Linked DNA regions of Homo sapiens: region 1 is linked to region 2. A link is an interaction called in ENCODE POLR2A ChIA-PET data of the cell type or tissue named here. Cell type or tissue: K562. All regions are shown on one strand. Each heading gives the region's core, and the rest is flanking DNA. Links, peaks and the distances in the headings are about the cores only. Region 1 overlaps ABCC5 (ATP binding cassette subfamily C member 5). Region 2 holds the start of AP2M1 (adaptor related protein complex 2 subunit mu 1).

Region 1 (8,327 bases), core at 149-8,148, 200 kb after region 2:
CTGTAATCCTAGCTACTCAAGAGGCCGAGGCAGGAGGATCACTTGAACCCAGGAGGCAGAGGTTGCAGTGAGCTGAGATCACACCACTGCACTCCAGCCTCGGCAACAGAGTGAGACTCCCGTCTTAAAAAAAAAAAAAGTATTGGCCGGGCGAGGTGGCTCATGCCTTTAGTCTCCACGCTTTGGAAGGAGAGACAGGATCACTAGAGCCCAGGAGTTCAAGACCAGCCTGGACAACGTACTGAGACCTCCTCTCTACAAAAAATAAAACATAACTGGGCATGGTAGTGCACATCTGTGGTCCCAGCTACTTGGGAGGCTAAGATGGGAGGATCACTTGAGCCATGGAGGTTGAGGCTGCGGTGAGCCGTGATTGTGCCACTGCACTCCAGCCTGAGCAACAGAGCGAGACCTCGTCTGAAAAAAAAGTATCTTATTGTTCTGCTTCCTGCTCCACGGTCTTCAGTACACTATGGTTGCTTTGCTAATATGGGGGTTGATTTTGCAAATATTTAAGAAAAATCATTCTGCCTATAGAAATTGTATTTCACCTATCTTCTTCCGGTTGTCATTACTGCATTTTTATATGGAAGCTTCTATCCCACTGCCAACATACAGCAGGCACTCTGGGAAATGTTAGTTCCCTCCCCACTGCCCCTTTTTTTTTTTTTTTTGAGATAAGGCCTGGCTTTGTCACCCAGTCTGGAATACAGCGGTGCAATCTCGGTGCACTGCAACTTCCACCTCCCAGGTTCAGGCAATTCTCCGGCCTCAGCCTCCCAAGTAGCTGGGATCATAGGCGTGTACTACCACACCCGGCTAATTTTTGTATTTTTAGCAGGGACGGGGTTTTGCCGTGTTGGCCAGGCTGGTCTCGAACACCTGACCTCAGGTGATTCCCCCTGCTTTGGGCCTCCCAAAGTACTGGGATTATAGGCATGAGCCACCGCACCTGGCCTCTTAGTCCCTCCCTTTTTAATTCTCCAGTGCCATTGTGTTGTCTTTCCTATTAATTCCTTAGGCAAAAAGTCAACAACAACCAGGTAAGCAAACACAACTGCCAATTATAGATACAATTAATGTGTTCATTCCTTCTCAACCTAAGAAATTTACAAGAAGAATCAGAAAAAGGTATCATAGAAGATGATGATTGAGTTCATACATAGTGACTGCTTTCTGTTAGATTCATTCCTGTCACTTGATCCATTTCAAACCTCAGCCTTTTATACCAGCTTTAGTGGTAGAGTTGATAGTCATAGGTGTTGAAGGGTGGCTGGAGACCTACAGAGTCTTGTTTGGAGGTGGAGGAACAACATCCCTAGGCTTCTTTTAACTTGCTTTGAAATTGGCTTGCTTTTTATTCATAGAAATCCGCGAGGAGGAGCGTCGGATATTGGAAAAAGCTGGGTACTTCCAGAGCATCACTGTGGGTGTGGCTCCCATTGTGGTGGTGATTGCCAGCGTGGTGACCTTCTCTGTTCATATGACCCTGGGCTTCGATCTGACAGCAGCACAGGTCAGGGAACCCTCAGGGATGGGGAACATTTTAGAAATACCACATTTGCTGGAGGCTGAGGCAGGAAAATCACTTGAACCCAGGTGGTGGAGGTTACAGTGAGCCAAGATCATGCCATTGCACTCCAGCCTGGGGGACAGAGCAAGACTCCATCTCAAAACAAAACAAACAAACAAACAAAAAAAAAATACCACATATGGAGATGATGCTGTGGTCCTCTCCTTACTGGACCTGGAGGTTCCCCCAAGAATTAGTAGGTATTTTTTCATTCATGGGATTAAGCTGAGAAGCAGAAGAGTGGGGAGCCAGCCCTTATGCACAAATAGTGTATGAGTTGTTTTTAGTCAACATAAGTTTGAGTTTAATTCTGAAATTACAGATCATCCTGTGGTTCATATTTACTGACAATTTTAATTGAAGGTCTCAAAAACTCTACTTAAAAAAAAATGTGGCCAGGCATGGTGGCTCACGCCTGTAATCCCAGCACTTTGGGAGGCCGAGGCGGGCGGATCACTTGAGGTCAGAAGTTTGAGACCAGCCTGGCCAACATGGTGAAACCCTGTCTCTACTAAAAATACAAAAATTAGCTGGGCATAGTGGTGCATGCCTGTAATCCCAGCTACTCGGGAGGCTGAGGCAGGAGAATTGCTTGAACCTGGGAGGTGGAAGTTGCAGTGAGCCAAGATCGTGTCACTGCACTCCAGCCTGGGCGACAGAGCGAGACTCCGTCTCAAAAAAAAAAAAATGTAATTGACTTGTAATAACAGCTGACCGTGAAGTTGCAGCCTTCCTAGCGCCTGAGAGGAAATTCATGGTGTCAGGTTACTTCAGTTGCATAGCATCATTAGGCACAGTTTCTTCTCTTCTCCTATTTTCAGGCTTTCACAGTGGTGACAGTCTTCAATTCCATGACTTTTGCTTTGAAAGTAACACCGTTTTCAGTAAAGTCCCTCTCAGAAGCCTCAGTGGCTGTTGACAGATTTAAGGTAAGTGGCTCCTTCCCCTGCCCCCGTGTCAGGAGCCCTCCCCACACAACTAACTGCTGGCTCTGTTCAAGGGGCCACCCAGGCTGGCCTCACTGGGCTTAAGCTTGGCTTTGGCCTTTTGGCAAGTTGGTAAGAAAAAGGGGGCAGTGGAGGAGACTGAATTGAGGGATGAGACTTGTCACCTTTTTTAATTAATGTGAATTTTTACCTTTTGTGAACGGCCATGATCTGGGCTCCCAGGATTGCAGAGTTCCCCTTTAGAGCTAGCCCCTTCCACCTGGGCCTGACATGGATGTGTCGCAACTCACTGGGCCTTGAAGTGGCTTAAACCTAGAAGACCAGCACTGTGGGGCATCTTCCCCTTGATCTTTGCTACTGTCACTTTGATTGATTGACATGCTGAATCCTTTTTGATACTTTCTTTTTCCTGCCCTGTGGTGCTACTCACGATGCAGGGAAAGCAGTTACATGGAAATAGTCATAAAACTAGGTCATGTTGAGAAGTGCAGTTAAGTAAGTCTCAGCTTCTTTTCTTGCAGGTGGTTAGTTGATCATACCTTGGCTGTGTTCTTTGTTCCTTCAGAATACTACACATACATGATACAAAAGGGAGTATATTTGGGAGGGTGGAGAGAAATAGATATTTGATAGTGGTTAATACTTAACAAAAAAAGGGATGCCATGTGGGCTGGAATTCCTTGATGTTGCCACTGCATAGATTAGCTCCTATGTCCCTGCTTGTCTTTATTGGCCAGTGAGAGGAATAAGAAAGCAATTTTGGTGATGTGAAGGCTTGAAGCTCACATGTTTGAGGGATGAATATAATCATCTTGGAGGTTCAGGAGAAAACAAATTGGATTTTCTTCTTAAGAAACATGGAAACTCAGTTCCCGAGATTTGTTTGTATTCTACTTGTTTACAGTTGACCGGGTGACTTTTATTTGGTCAAGAAAGCTAGTCCTGGCTGGGTGTGGTGGCTCACACCTGTAATCCCAGCTCTTTGGGAGGCTGAGGCAGGTGGCTCACTTGAGCCCAGGAGTTCAAGACCAGCCTGGGCAACACAGCAAGACCCCGTCTCTACAAAAAAATAAAAAAATAGCCAGGTGCAGTGGTGTGCGCCCACAGTCCTAGCTACCCGGGGGGCTGAGGTGGGAAGATTGCTTGAGCCCAGGAGGTCGAGCCTGCAGTGAGTTATGATCATGGCACTGCACTCCAGCCTGGGCAACAGAATGAGACTCTTATCTGTGTTTTTGTTTTTTTTTGTTGTTGTTTGTTTGTTTCTTACAAAAAGAGAAGAAAGAAAAAGGAAGGGAGGGAGGGAAGAGAGAGAAGGAAGGAAGGAGAGAAGAGAGAAAGGAAGAAAGCTAGTCTTCGAATGTGCCCCTCCCCCACCCCAACGTGGCCACTTCTTAGAAAACCAAGAGCTGAGTCATATGAAAAAAAATGGCCTAATGGGACTCAGAGCTTTATTTTGCTGAATCCGCAATAACCAGTCGTGGATGAAAGCAAATGTTTGACCATAAGTTCTCCCTGCTGTTCATTTCTATATTCTTGTTAGTGAATGGATTTGGTAGCACTTTGGATAAAGTAAGGGCATGTAGTGTAGGTTGGTCCTCCCCTTGTTTTTCGAGGGCTCTCATCTCCTGCTTATTAGTGAGGACTTGGATTAGCAGGTGGCTTTCACATCATAGGTCCCTCCTCTCTCCAGGAAGCCTCAGAATTAATAGTAGAAGCAGCACCACCCACAGCTCTATTTGATGCCCCATGAGACTTTAGACCCCTTCTATCTTACTTCTCTTGGTGGTCTCAGTCTCTTTTTTTCCTTGTTATTCTTTTTTTAATTAGATGCTTGGCACAAGATAACAAGTATTTATGGCCAGCCTTGGTGGCTCACGCCTGTAATCCCAACACTTTGGGAGGCTGAGGTGGTTGGATCACTTGAGGTCAGGAGTTCAAGACCAGCCTGGCCAACATGGTAAAACCCTGTCTCTACTAAAAATCCAAAAAATTAGCCAGGTGTGGTGGTGTGTGCCTGTAGTCCCAGCTACTCGGGAGGCTGAGGCAGGAGAATCGCTTGAACCTGGGAGGTAGGGGTTGCCATGAGTCGAGATCGCGCCACTGCACTCCAGCCTGGGCAACACAGCGAGACTCTGTCTCAGAAAAAAAAAGATAACGAGTGTTTATTACTTAATTCCTCCCGAACTCTAAGCCGGTTCTTTCTTCTTATCTTCAGATGTCTATTAATTAGAATTACATTGACTTTATGAGGGTTGGGGGGCTGTTTTTTAGGTGTAAGGCAACTGTTTATTATGTTTCTGAGTACGTTAAAGGAAGTTTGCCTCAATCTTGGGGGACCATCTAAGGCAGCCTTTTGAAAACAACAGAACTGTTCCTGGGATTGTATCTCCCCAAAAGCATCTGCCCTCTCATCATTTTTAGAAGATGGAATATAGAATAACAAGGATGAGACTTGCTTCTTTGATTCATTTTACAGACCTTGAAACTCACTGACGATGTTGCAGAGCCCTGCTTTTCACCCTGTGTCTTGTTTTACATCATTTTCTTTCTTTCTTTTTTAAATTGGAGTTGGAGATCTGACAGATTTGCAAGTATAGTCTTTTCTCTATTTCACCTACCCTGCAAGTGCATATGGCAGGAGAACTTGTTGCTTCCTGTTGGGTAGTATGCATAAAGAATAGGAAAAGAGATATAAAATTTATTTATGTAACCTGTAATTTATTGATTTGATAACCTGTAGAAAGGCAGTGTGAAGCTGCACTGATTGTCACCAGTGGAATAGGGTGGCTTGCTCTAGCAAATACAGACACAGGACACCCAGTGAAATACTGCATGGAATATACTTATACTGAAAAATTATTATTGTTTTTCTGGAATTAAATTTAACGGGGGCCCGGCATGGTGGCTCACGCCTGTAATCCTAAGCACTTTGGGAGGCTGAGCAGGTGGATCTCTTGAGGCCAGGAGTTCGAGACCAGCCTGGCCAACATTATGAAACCCCGTCTCTACTAAAAATACAAAAATTAGCTGGGTGTGGTGGTGGGCACCTGTAATCCCAGCTACTCAGGAGGGCTGACACAGGAGAATGGCATGAACCTGGGAGGCAGAGGTTGCAGTGAGCTGAGATTGCGCCACTGCATTCCAGCCTGGGTGACAGAGTGAGATCCTGTCTCAAAAAATAAATAAATACATTAATTAATTAATTTAACTGGGCATCTTATATTTATCTGGCAACCCTGTGAGTAGTCCCCTCTTCTGTTCTCAACAGATTCATTCTGATTTGATTCTTCTAGTGAATGAATAGTGTTTTCATGGTCAGTGTCCTGTGATAAAGTTGAGGCTTATGGTTTATAGGTTTATATGGTTATAGGTTTATGTTATATCTAAGATTCTGTTGTTCTGACAGGTGCAAATTCAAGTAGATACAAGTTCAAGTATGGGGAGGCCCTTCTCTGCCTCTTAGCACGTCAGGGCAGAGTGATCTGAAGCCGAAACTCTCCTGGTAGAAGGGAGGGTAAGGCTGCGGGGAGTAGGAAGGAAACATGGGGCTGGAGCTGTGAAAACCAGTAGGTACTGGCATGTTTCTTAATAGTTCATTGAGGCCTAAAAGACCTTCATCCTTTGAATAACTCTTTAAGGGAGAGAAATGATGGAAATTCTGTCGGCATGTGGTTTTACTCTGTGAAGGTGATCAAAATGTTTGGCATGTTACTCTTAGTTCAATCTCTCAGGAAGGCTTTGAACAAATGAAAGCAGCAGCCATTTCAGCAAGCGGGGGCCACACCTAAGGTTACTCGAGAGTGAAGATTATCTCAGAAGTTTAGAATCATGACACTTCGGGGAAGATAGGATCAGGGATGAATGGGAGACGGGGGCTTAAGGGAGAGCTTAGAAGTTTAGAATCTAAGAGAGAAAGGGTTTGTTTTTGGGGAGAGGGATTATGTATGATATTTAATAGCACCTGCAAACTTTAAGATAGCTGGGGGGTTCTCAGTAACTAAGGAGGGTCCTGACCCTAAAAGCTATCTTTTCTCTAAAGATTTTGTAATGTTTAAAATTTTTTTAAATTAAGATAAATATATTTTAAATCATACTGTGAATCCAACTGGTATAGCATTCTGTAGAGAAGATCACTGGCTTAAGAGGATTGTTAGAAGGTGGCTCACACCTGTAATCCCAGCACTTTGGGAGGCTGAGGCGGGTGGATCACGAGGTCAGGAGATCTAGACATCCTGGCTAATATAGTGAAACCCTGTCTCTACTAAAAATACAAAAAATTAGCCAGGCGTGGTGGCGGGCACCTGTAGTCCCAGCTACTCGGGAAGCTGAGGCAGGAAAATGGCGTGAACTCAGGAGGCGGAGCTTGCAATGAGCCGAGATTGCACCACTGCACTCCAGCCTGGGCGACACAGCGAGACTCCATCTCACCAAAAAAAAAAAAAAAAAAAAGTGGATTCAAAGTCTTACGGGAAAATCCTGGGCTGTGATTTATTGTGATCAGTGTTTTACATCTTAATTTCAGAAACATTTCCCTCTTCAAGAGTTCATTCTTCAGCTGGGTGCGGTGGCTCACGCCTGTAATCCCAGCACTTTGGGAGGCTGAGGCAGGCAGATCACTTGAGCCCAGGAGCTCAAGACCAGCCTGGCCAACATAGTGAAACCCCATCTCTACAAAAAAATACAAAAATTAGCCGGGCATGGTGGCACGTGCCTGTAATTTCAGCTACTTGGGAGGCTGAGGCATCAGAATCTCTTGAACCTGGGAGGTGGAGGTTGCAGTGAGTCGAGATCGTGCCACTGCACTCCTATCTGGGCAACAGAGCGAGACTCCATCTCAAAAAAAAAATTATTTTTCTTTTAACATAACTCAGGGGTCTCTGGGAATGAGTGGGAGGAAAGTGTCTTGTTCTCTTCCCAAGGGTTGTTTCTCAGGGAGATACCCTTCACTTCCATGCAAGCCTGTTCCTTTGGTTGTTTGAACTCTCAAGTTCCAAGGCAAGGCTTTGAAGACATGAGAGTTTCTTGGCAAGAAGATGTTCTCTGCGGTAGATGAAACTTTAGATACTCTTTTCTGACGGTAGCAATGTAAGCCTGTGACAGTCTCTACTCCTAGATACATGCGGCGCTGTGAGTGTGGGAAGTGGGCAGGCTTTGGCATTCTGCAGGAGGGGTCTGGAAGGAAAACACGTAGTGAGCATCTGTACTGGAGGTCAGCATGCCCTTTGCTTTTCCTACCTGCTTTTTACTACTCCTTAGAACAAGGGGCTACGTGCCAGTCAGTTAAATGTCATTAGGTCCGCTTTAGGCTGGCTGAGGGGGAAAGGCAGTTTAGCATGTAATTTGTCATGTGGAATATTGGGTCATTGATAAGGCCCCTGGACCTCTTGAGGTTGCCCCACACTCCCGTGACCCCTTGATGGGCCTGAGATTGGGCTGCACTAATGAGCTACCTTTTGCCCTTCAGCTTCCTTCCACTGTATAGCCTGATGTGTTTTGCTACGTGAGTGTACGCCCTAGGCTTGTCTCCCTGGTCTTGATCCAGTGTCTCATCTTTGCACCTCTCTCACAACTCCTATCAGAGTTTGTTTCTAATGGAAGAGGTTCACATGATAAAGAACAAACCAGCCAGTCCTCACATCAAGATAGAGATGAAAAATGCCACCTTGGCATGGGACTCCTCCCACTCCAGTATCCAGAACTCGCCCAAGCTGACCCCCAAAATGAAAAAAGACAAGAGGGCTTCCAGGGGCAAGAAAGAGAAGGTGAGGCAGCTGCAGCGCACTGAGCATCAGGCGGTGCTGGCAGAG
Region 2 (8,270 bases), core at 271-8,270:
CCTGTAAGCTCCCAGGTCCAGGACAGAAAGAGACACTGCTTCTTCAGTCCTCCCGCTAGTGATCCCACCAGTGGGGAGGGCCGACTCCTCCAGATGTTAGACAAAGCCAGCATGGCTTCAGAAGTCACAAAGGAGGGAGAAGTACCAAGGGGCCATGGAATTGTGCTACCCATTCTTGCCCAGGATCCAACTCCAGAGCAAGTTGAGGGAATGAAAAAGGATGCAGGAAAACGATGGGGGCAGGCCCCCACCCACCTGTACCTGGGCAGCAGCTTGAGAGGCCGCTTACCTATTGCTACGGCAGCCAATGAGATGGGATGAGAGAAATGACGCCAGCAAGAAGAGGAGAGTGATAGCAACGAGAGAGAGGGTTAGACACACAACACACCGGGAGGGCGGCACACACCGTGAGGCAGAAGCAGACAAGACAGGCAAGGCGGCGTGTGACCTGGCCTTGGCTTGCCCAGTCCATCCAAGGCAGGAGGGGGTCTGGGGTGGGGGGTGTAGCCAGCCAGGTTCAGACAGGCCAGGCCTTGCCACAGCTGCAGCTCTAGCTCATGCCACACCACCAGCCAATGGACAAACGCCCGCAAGGGCCAAGCCAGCCCATCAGCCAGGGAGCCAAATGAAGAGCACTGCCACAGGCCCATTCTGTGACTTTATCTCAAGCTCTCTGAGGAAGAAAAACAGGCAGCAGGAACCAGAGGAGCCTACTCTTTAGCGCCTCGGAGGCTAGGATAGGTCCCTTCAGTCGCAAAGAACAAGGGCGTGCAAGGGGGCGCAGAATGAGAAGGCAGGCTGTGGCTCTGTGTGAAGGCCCAGGATATGGAGCTGCTCTGGGTCTACTGAGAGGGTAGCATGGCTTCCCTGCCCTCCCACAGTGACCCAGAGAGTGCCTCACGCTTCCAGCCACTCCCCAGGGAATGGGCCAGAGGAACTGAAGACAGCTGAGTCAGCAGCCTGACGACTCCTGAGAAAGGGAGCAGGAGAGGATTGGGCAGCCTGGAGGGGCTTTCAACAGAATCCAGTGAAGGCGTTTGATATGGGAAGGGCTTCTGAGAGCAAGGCTTAGATGGATTAGTGCCTCCAGCGTGGCCACTAACCCCACCCACTGGAGACATTTCTCCTCCTCCTCCTCAAAGAAGGAATTCACCAGCCTGGGCAAAGGCACTGTAACTAGAGAAACAGGATGCAGGAAGGGAAGGAGTTCCTAAAGCTGTGGGACCATGCCATTCCACAGGTCCCACCTAGGGGCTGGCAGGCTGGCTGCCGGGCCAATACCACCAGACCTAATGGGAGCCAGGCTACACTAGCTGAGCTTCCAGGGTGCAGCCAGGGGTCAGGGTGGCCCAAGTCAAGCCAATGGTGGGAAAAGACCTAATCCTGTATGCTGGGGCTGGGGGGCTGGAGTGGTGGGGCACAGCTGGCTCCGCCAGGGGACTCACCCGATGTCATCTCGGTAGACTCGGGAGATGAGCACCTCCCCCTTGTGATTATAGATGAATAAGCCTCCAATCATGGCGGCAGATCAGTCTCCGCGGCCCATCGCTCTGAGAACAGACCTAGGACAGGCGGGGGCAGGGTAAAAGAAGACCTCAGAATCGCTGCCAACATCCCCTGTGGAGCTGTGCAGGTCACTGGAGCTTCTTTCCTGACTCAACCCTTTAGTAAGTGACCCTGCAGCCCTCCCAGACATGCCCCTCCCCTCAGCCAGGCTCCAGTTCCTGTTTATTCCACACTAGATGGGAGAAAGAAACAGAGAGAGATTAGGCCCAGGATTCTAAGGCCATTTTGACCCTCCCTTTCCTGGGGCTGAGCATCAGTAACCCCCGCCCCCTCTCCCCAGCACTGAGCTCAGGAATGATCCTTTTCGGCCCCCTCCTGTGCAGACTCTCGGGCTCCCGCCAGTGACTCACTAAGGCTTGCCTGCCTGCCTGCGGCTGCAGGAATGGCGGTAGGCATTACTCCAGTTGGTTCAGGCCTGGGGCCCCCAGGCATAACCTTTAGAGCATCCAGTCTCTTGGGCTCCACTACCCTTCAGAGAAGGTCGCAGGGCCTGAACTTCCGGCACTCTAATTCACAGAATTCAAACATTCCAGGAAAGGGTATAAGGAGAAGAGAAGGGAGCCCTTAGGCCCTAATGTGGACCCGGGAGTGTGGCTTAACCTCTTCCAGGCAGTGGAATAAGCAGGCAAAGGGCACAGGAGGAAGGTCCTAGGGCTGGCAGACTACACTTCCATCACCCAAGCTGCTTATTACAGTTATTTCTGATTACCACCCCCCTTTCAAAAAGCTCTGGAATGCAATAAAAATAAGGACTGGGGGGTGGGGGTGGCGCAGGCTCATAAAATTAAGAAATCCTTCCATCTGAAATCGTGATTCCAGGCCCATGAAGTAACTCATTTCTGGCCTGGGTGCCTATAAGCAAGAAGCAGGGATGTCAGGATGCCTGAATTATCCAAATTATTTGGGTCAAATTAATTTAGACTGTTTGAGAAAAGGCATTAATTTGGTTTTAGATTTCCTGGATTAGCCCTGGTATTAATTTCACAGGGAGTACTTTAGAGGACTTTTCTAAACTGGAAAATAAAGCCTTTTCCTGTGGCTGTCAAGGTCTTCCAGAGGGGTGAGCGGTCTCTCAAGGTGGTGGACTCATCCCATCCCTCAGTCCCAAACAGGCTGGGAGAGGAGATGCAAAATGGAGGTAGAGCCTGGGGCAAAGCACCAAGTCCACAGGTATCGAGTGGTAGGTAGCGAAGGGCACCCGAGAACCAGAGGGGGGCCTTGGGCAAGAATGGAACATTTAGTTAAGGGGAAAGACCTTCAGTGAAAGCCAGGCAGCGTCCTCAGGTGAGCCCACAGCAGCAAACTGGGCTGGTGGAGTGAACGTAAAGGTAAGGGTTTCCAGTATGGAAAAGGTCAAGGCTTTAAGAAGGAAAAACCGGCCGGGGGAACTGACAGTGGTGAATAAGGGAAAGCTGGGGAGACAGAGCCTGCTTGGGGTTCAGGTGCAGAGTAATGAGAGGGTGGTAGGCTTTTCGCCTTGGGGAGGACATTGTGGGAAAAGATGGTGCCATGGGGGTGCGGGGGCTGTCACAGGTCTAAGGAAGAAGAGCCGCGGGGTGCCACTGAACTAAGAGGAGGGGGTGCCGCATGGCGTGAGACCTGTCACGGTGCAAGGCGGCGGCACAAAGGGGTGTCACTGTCCTACGAGACGGGGAAATTGTCCTTGCGCGGAGGGGTAGGGGGTTGGCACGATCCTAGGGAGGGGGCGCTGCGCAGCGTTCCTGCTCTGGGAGGATTCCAAGCGGTATCCCTCTCATGGGAGGCGCCAGGCGGGTCAGGTGGAGGGCACCGCTCCCCGCCAGCCCTGCAATCGCGCCCCGGGCGCCCCCGCCCCACCGTCAGCTAGCTCCCGGGTCCGAAGGCTGAAGCCACTCCCGGGTGTGGGCAGCTTTCCGCCAGCTCAGTGCAGGGCAGGACAAAGCTGCGCGGCGAGGCAGACGACCCGCAGCGTCCTCCTCCACGCCATAAGGCCAGATCCCCGGCTCACCTGGTGTCCTCGGCCCCCTGCTCTGCCGGCCCGGCCACTCTCCGGATCCCAAGATGTCCGCCCGCCCCCTGCTCGTCTGCCCGCTGCCTCGGCTTTCACCGCAGTGCCGCCGCCCCGCCCCGGCCCCGGCTGCGCGTGCGCGCCGGCGTCTAGCGCCGACTACAAATCCCGTCAGGCCTCGCGGCCTCCTTGCTTGCAATTTGAAGCGCTCTAGGTTTAGCAAAACTACAACTACCGACTGCCTTCGAGAAACCGCCCCCGCCTCAGGAAGGGGTAGGCGTGGCCTTAGTCGGCCCTACCAGAAATACACATTCCAGCATACACCGCTCCACCCGCCTCATTTTTTTTTTTTTTTTTTTTTTTTTTTTTTTTTTCACTGAGCGCTCTGGGAATTGTAGTCCCTGCACTTCCTCCTGTTCCTATTTGTGTTCTGGAGAGCTTTGGGATATTAATGCCATTTGTGGAAGCACATCTGTTAAGCCTTGGATTGCTGTAGGCCTTTTCTGTCTCCAGAGTCCCAGGACTGGCTGTCCTCACTTTACACACAAATAAATACAACTGGGCAGTAGAAGTGTTTGTGCTGAATTTACTGCTTTCTAACACTACCTCTGATTCTCTCAAGCTTTTCTCATATATTTGTTCCGGACATGAGCTTTTTCCAAGGGATCAAGACCCAAGGAGAGGAGCGGGGAGGAAGGAGGCGACTACTTGGAAGAAACTAAACCTTTTCACAAATAAGTCCATGACTGTACACTCTTCCCGGAGGTCAGCTACAGCTTTTCATGAACGAGCCGATGTTCTCCTTAGCTATACCTATGCGACTGTGTATGCCTTCTAGTGACAGGCATATATGTTGCTTAGAAGACGTTCGAAGAGTTGAATTTAGTTTGACATGGGATTTGAAATCCCCTCTTTGATAAACAGAATCTTTACATCCAAGCTGAGGAGACAGACCCAACCCTCACACATGAAAGGCCTGCTTGGTTCTTGCAGAGTCTTAAGAAAATCTGTTGGCTCTTCTCTTTCTGTAGGCAGAGATAAACTGCTGCCTTCCTTGGGCAGGACTACGCCTGTCATGGGAGGAAGGAAGGGCAAGAAAGGACAGATCTGGTTGCAAATGTTACAGTCCTTCCCAGCCTCCAGCCAGAAGCCACGATGTGGCAGGATGAAGATCTGACCTCTCTCACATCATAGTCACGGCCTGAAGTCATTAAGTGACTGAATACAGGCACTTCTAATTTTTGAACCAGCACTCAAGGCTTCACTTCTACCTTTGCAAAAGCTTTATCTTCCAAAAATACCCTAAACTGCTACCAATTTAGAGTAAATAATAATAATGATAAAATAATAATAATAATAGCTACCATTTATTGAGCACCTACTCTACTGTGTGCCAGGCACTGTGCTAGGCACTTTTCGTACAATATCTAATTTAAATCCTCACAACAACCCTGTGAGGTAGGTATTATTATCATCATTTTACATACGAGGGAACTGAGGCTCAGAGAGGTTAAATAACTCTATCACACAACCAAAAATAGTAGAGCTGGAATTCAAACCCAAAACCACCTAACTCCAAATCCCATGCTCCAATGAATTAAAGTAGAGAGGGGAGAGGGAGGGCCAAATTCAAGACAGAGTGTTGGAGTGAAATGGATATGATATGCTGATAAGATATGGGAAGAAGGAATGTAAGCTCATAAATGTTTCTAGCTGGTGAGCCTATGTAGATTGTGATGAAGTAACCAGGAGAGGAATTCAGGAGGAACATACTTGGTTGGGCAGATGAGTTGAGTCTATACGGAACTGTCCATAGAGATGTCCAGTAGGTAATACCAATACAGATCTAAAGTCTGGGGGAAGTTGGGGGTTGGAGCTATGTATTTGGGAATCACCAGCATATCAGCAGCAATTGAGGACATCAGGATGAATGACTCCATTTTGGGAGTAAATAGAAAGGAAAGAGAAGTGAATCAAAGATGGAACGATGGAAGCACTGATACTGACAGGCATGAGCAATCGTTGAGAAATTCTCAAGAGAGTCGGACAAGACAGAGTCAGAGAGAGAAGTACATGAAACAGCCCTGTAGTGGTGGCTAGAAGCCATGGACTGGGTTGGGAACAATTCTAGAGCTCCCAGAAGGCAGGCAAGATTGAGTCACACTTCCAACAAAGCCCTCTGCACACCAAAACCCCAGGAAGTATTGTTTTTCTTTGTTAGTTTGCTTTTGAGACAGAATCTCACTCTGTCACCCAGGCTGGAGTGCGATCTCAACTCACTGCAACCTCCGCTTGCTTCCTGGATTCAAGCGATTCTTGTGCCTCAGCCTCCTGAGTAGCTGAGATTACAGGCAGGTGCCAAAACACCCATCTAATTTTTGTATTTTTAGTAGAGACAGGGTTTTGCTATGTTGGCCAGGCTGGTCTCGAACTCCCGACCTCAAGTGATCCACCTGTCTCAGCCTCCCAAAGTGCTGGGATTACAGACGTGAGCCACCGCACCCGTCCAAGGAAGTATTGTTAATTGAAATAAATGCCAAAATGTTCCTACCTTGGTTTACCCCAAAACCTGGAGCTAAGAACTTCATCTCACTTTTGACACCCCAGCCCCCAAAATATGGAAGCCCAGGAGAGCCAGGAGAATTTATAGCAGAGGCTTAAAGAGAAAGTTATGATTTGTTTAAAGTAGAGAATAAGGTGAAAAATAAAACCTGGTACTCTGTCTGGAAGTCCTGGAAGTCTCCTTGCCCAACCTCAACTGGCCTGTGGGCTCCTGTGTCCTTGCTCTGGGATGCCATGGTGAATGTGAAAACAGGGGAGGTTGTGTGTGGGGGTGGGAATGGCCTGTCGGTTGCAAGGCGAGTCCTTTGCTGAGCCCAGCCTGAGACCCAGCTTATGGGCTTTATCCAGGTGAGAAAATGCTGGGGACATGTGTGCGAGGTTTAAGGTCTACCAGGAAGGGGAGAAGGGTGTCAGGGGACCAGCCCCACAACCTAGGAGAGGATTAGGAGGGTCCAGCCCTTTGGGCAGGGACCAGCCCTGAGGCTTAAATGAACTTGCATAGGCACCTGTGTATGCATCTCTGTGCATGTATGCATACATGAGTGAGAGAGAAAGATAAAGAGAGCTAAAGAGGCCCCCCTCCCCCCGCCGCAGGCTGCCACACGTGGTGCGATCCGATTCTCTCTGGAAAGGAGGAGAGTCTCTCATGCATGGGTGAAGTTGGGCCCTCCCCAGAAGCCTAGTGACTCATTATGTTAACGTGTGGGTGTGGGGGCTGGACATCCTTGGGAAGCCCTGAGGGGCTGCTGAAGCAGGGTTCCTGGTCTCCTCGGAGGCTGGGCCTCCCCTCGCTGGGGGCTCACAGAAAGTCAAACAGCCCGAAATTCTTGGCTGCTCCAGGCCCAGGGTAAATTGGGGGAGGAAAAAAGAAAGAAAAGAAATGTTTCAGGCCTGGAGGTGAGATGAGCCTGCTGGTTAGTAGGGTTAGGGGTCTGAAGGAACCAGCACGCAGGGCAGGCATGGGGCAGGGGTAGAGCAGAGATGCTCCCTGGAAGCCACCAGCTGCTCAGGCAACTGAGGGGGCCCTCTGGGCCTCTGATCTAGGCACAGGCAGGGATGGCATGGATGGCTATTGGAGGCGACTACAGCTTTAGGTTGCAGGACTGAGGCAGCAGGCAGGGGGATGGTTAGTAGGGGCAGATGAAGCAAATATATTTTGGTTTCAGTAATGTGGGGTAAAGTCAAGAGGTTTGCACACGTGCCTGATGGGGTGGGGTTAATAGAGGGATGATGTAGCTGAATAAATGGTGAAAGGGAGCTAAAGGGGAAACGAGAGAATGAGGGAGTGAGCGTGCCACCAAGGTCATTGCTGGGGTCAACTCCCAAAATGGGGGTTGCAGAGGGGAGTAAGGGGTAGCACCAACAAGTCTGGTCCCAGAGACAAAAGGGGTCCTGGGAAGTCCTGCGCAGGGATTAGTGGGCAGAGGAAACGAACTGGGGCCAGAGGCAGGTTAGGGGGCTGCAGAGCCAATCGGTAGGTGCACCCCACCCTCGCAGCACCCTGCGAGCAGTTAGCGCACCTGGATTTAGTTCCTTTTATTTCCCTTTCAGGTACCAGACAAAGTAAAAAAGACGGACGGATGGAGAGAGGAACGCAGCCGGCTGGGGTGGGAGCGGAATGGAGCTGGGGGAGGGGCCCTGCTCACATCACATCCACAAAGAACTCACTGGGGTTTCCCATGGCCATGCGGAAGGACTGTCTGCTGGCGGTCAGTTCCGGGGGCACTGAGGCCAGGTCGCGGCCCGGAGGGGCTCCTGGGGGCCCCATGGCCGCGGGCGGCGGGGGCATCATCAGCATGGGGGGGCCGTAGAGAGGGGGCACTCCGGGAGGACCGTAGCTCGGGTGTGTGTGGTGGCTGCGAAGGCTGCTGGCCAGGGAATGGTGGCTGCGGTGGCTGTGCTCGCTGGCCGCCGGCCCTGAGCGCTCGCTGGGCGCCCGCTCCCGCGGCCCCCGCAGGCTGCTGCGTGTGGTGTGGTCCGATTCGCTGCCGCTGCCCCCGGACTTGGAGTCCCCGGCCTTCGGGTCCTTCTCCTTCCTCCGATCGCTGCCGCTACGGTTGGAGCCACTGCTCCGACTGCCTGTAGGAGGCAAACAGGGCCGGGGTGGGGCAGGCTGAGCGGGCGGGGGAAGCCTGGGGCCCACCTATAGCCTTCC

The links. ChIA-PET counts read pairs that join two places held together with the same protein. Peaks named below come from ENCODE experiments on the same cell type or tissue, not always from the same donor. Only the 100,000 strongest peaks of a DNase experiment are listed, where the experiment ranks them.
Region 1: POLR2A ChIA-PET joins it to region 2 with 11 read pairs; 3 of 35 experiments call an interaction of 5 or more read pairs at or near these places.

Annotation. Positions count from the first base shown.
Region 1 is chr3:183,971,692-183,980,018 of GRCh38, reverse strand. ABCC5 (ATP binding cassette subfamily C member 5) reads left to right here. Exons shown (of 30, transcript NM_005688.4): 9 at 1,368-1,516; 10 at 2,395-2,502; 11 at 8,100-8,327. Among named protein-coding and RNA genes, the nearest start is that of ABCC5-AS1, 30 kb to the left of the region's middle. In K562, for the core only: no CTCF peak of the experiment used is centred there; DNase peaks (open chromatin) are centred at 2,428 and 3,948.
Region 2 is chr3:184,170,243-184,178,512 of GRCh38, reverse strand. It overlaps DVL3 (dishevelled segment polarity protein 3), which reads right to left. Exons shown (of 15, transcript NM_004423.4): 15 at 4,899-8,194. The coding sequence ends at 7,758. AP2M1 (adaptor related protein complex 2 subunit mu 1) reads right to left here and starts at 3,658. Exons shown (of 12, transcript NM_004068.4): 1 at 3,554-3,658; 2 at 1,446-1,562. The coding sequence starts at 1,519. RefSeq lists silencers at 918-1,212, 3,281-3,330 and enhancers at 1,053-2,008, 3,541-3,610, 6,678-6,972. In K562, for the core only: no CTCF peak of the experiment used is centred there; DNase peaks (open chromatin) are centred at 1,832, 3,752 and 6,752; H3K4me3 peaks cover 2,625 bases.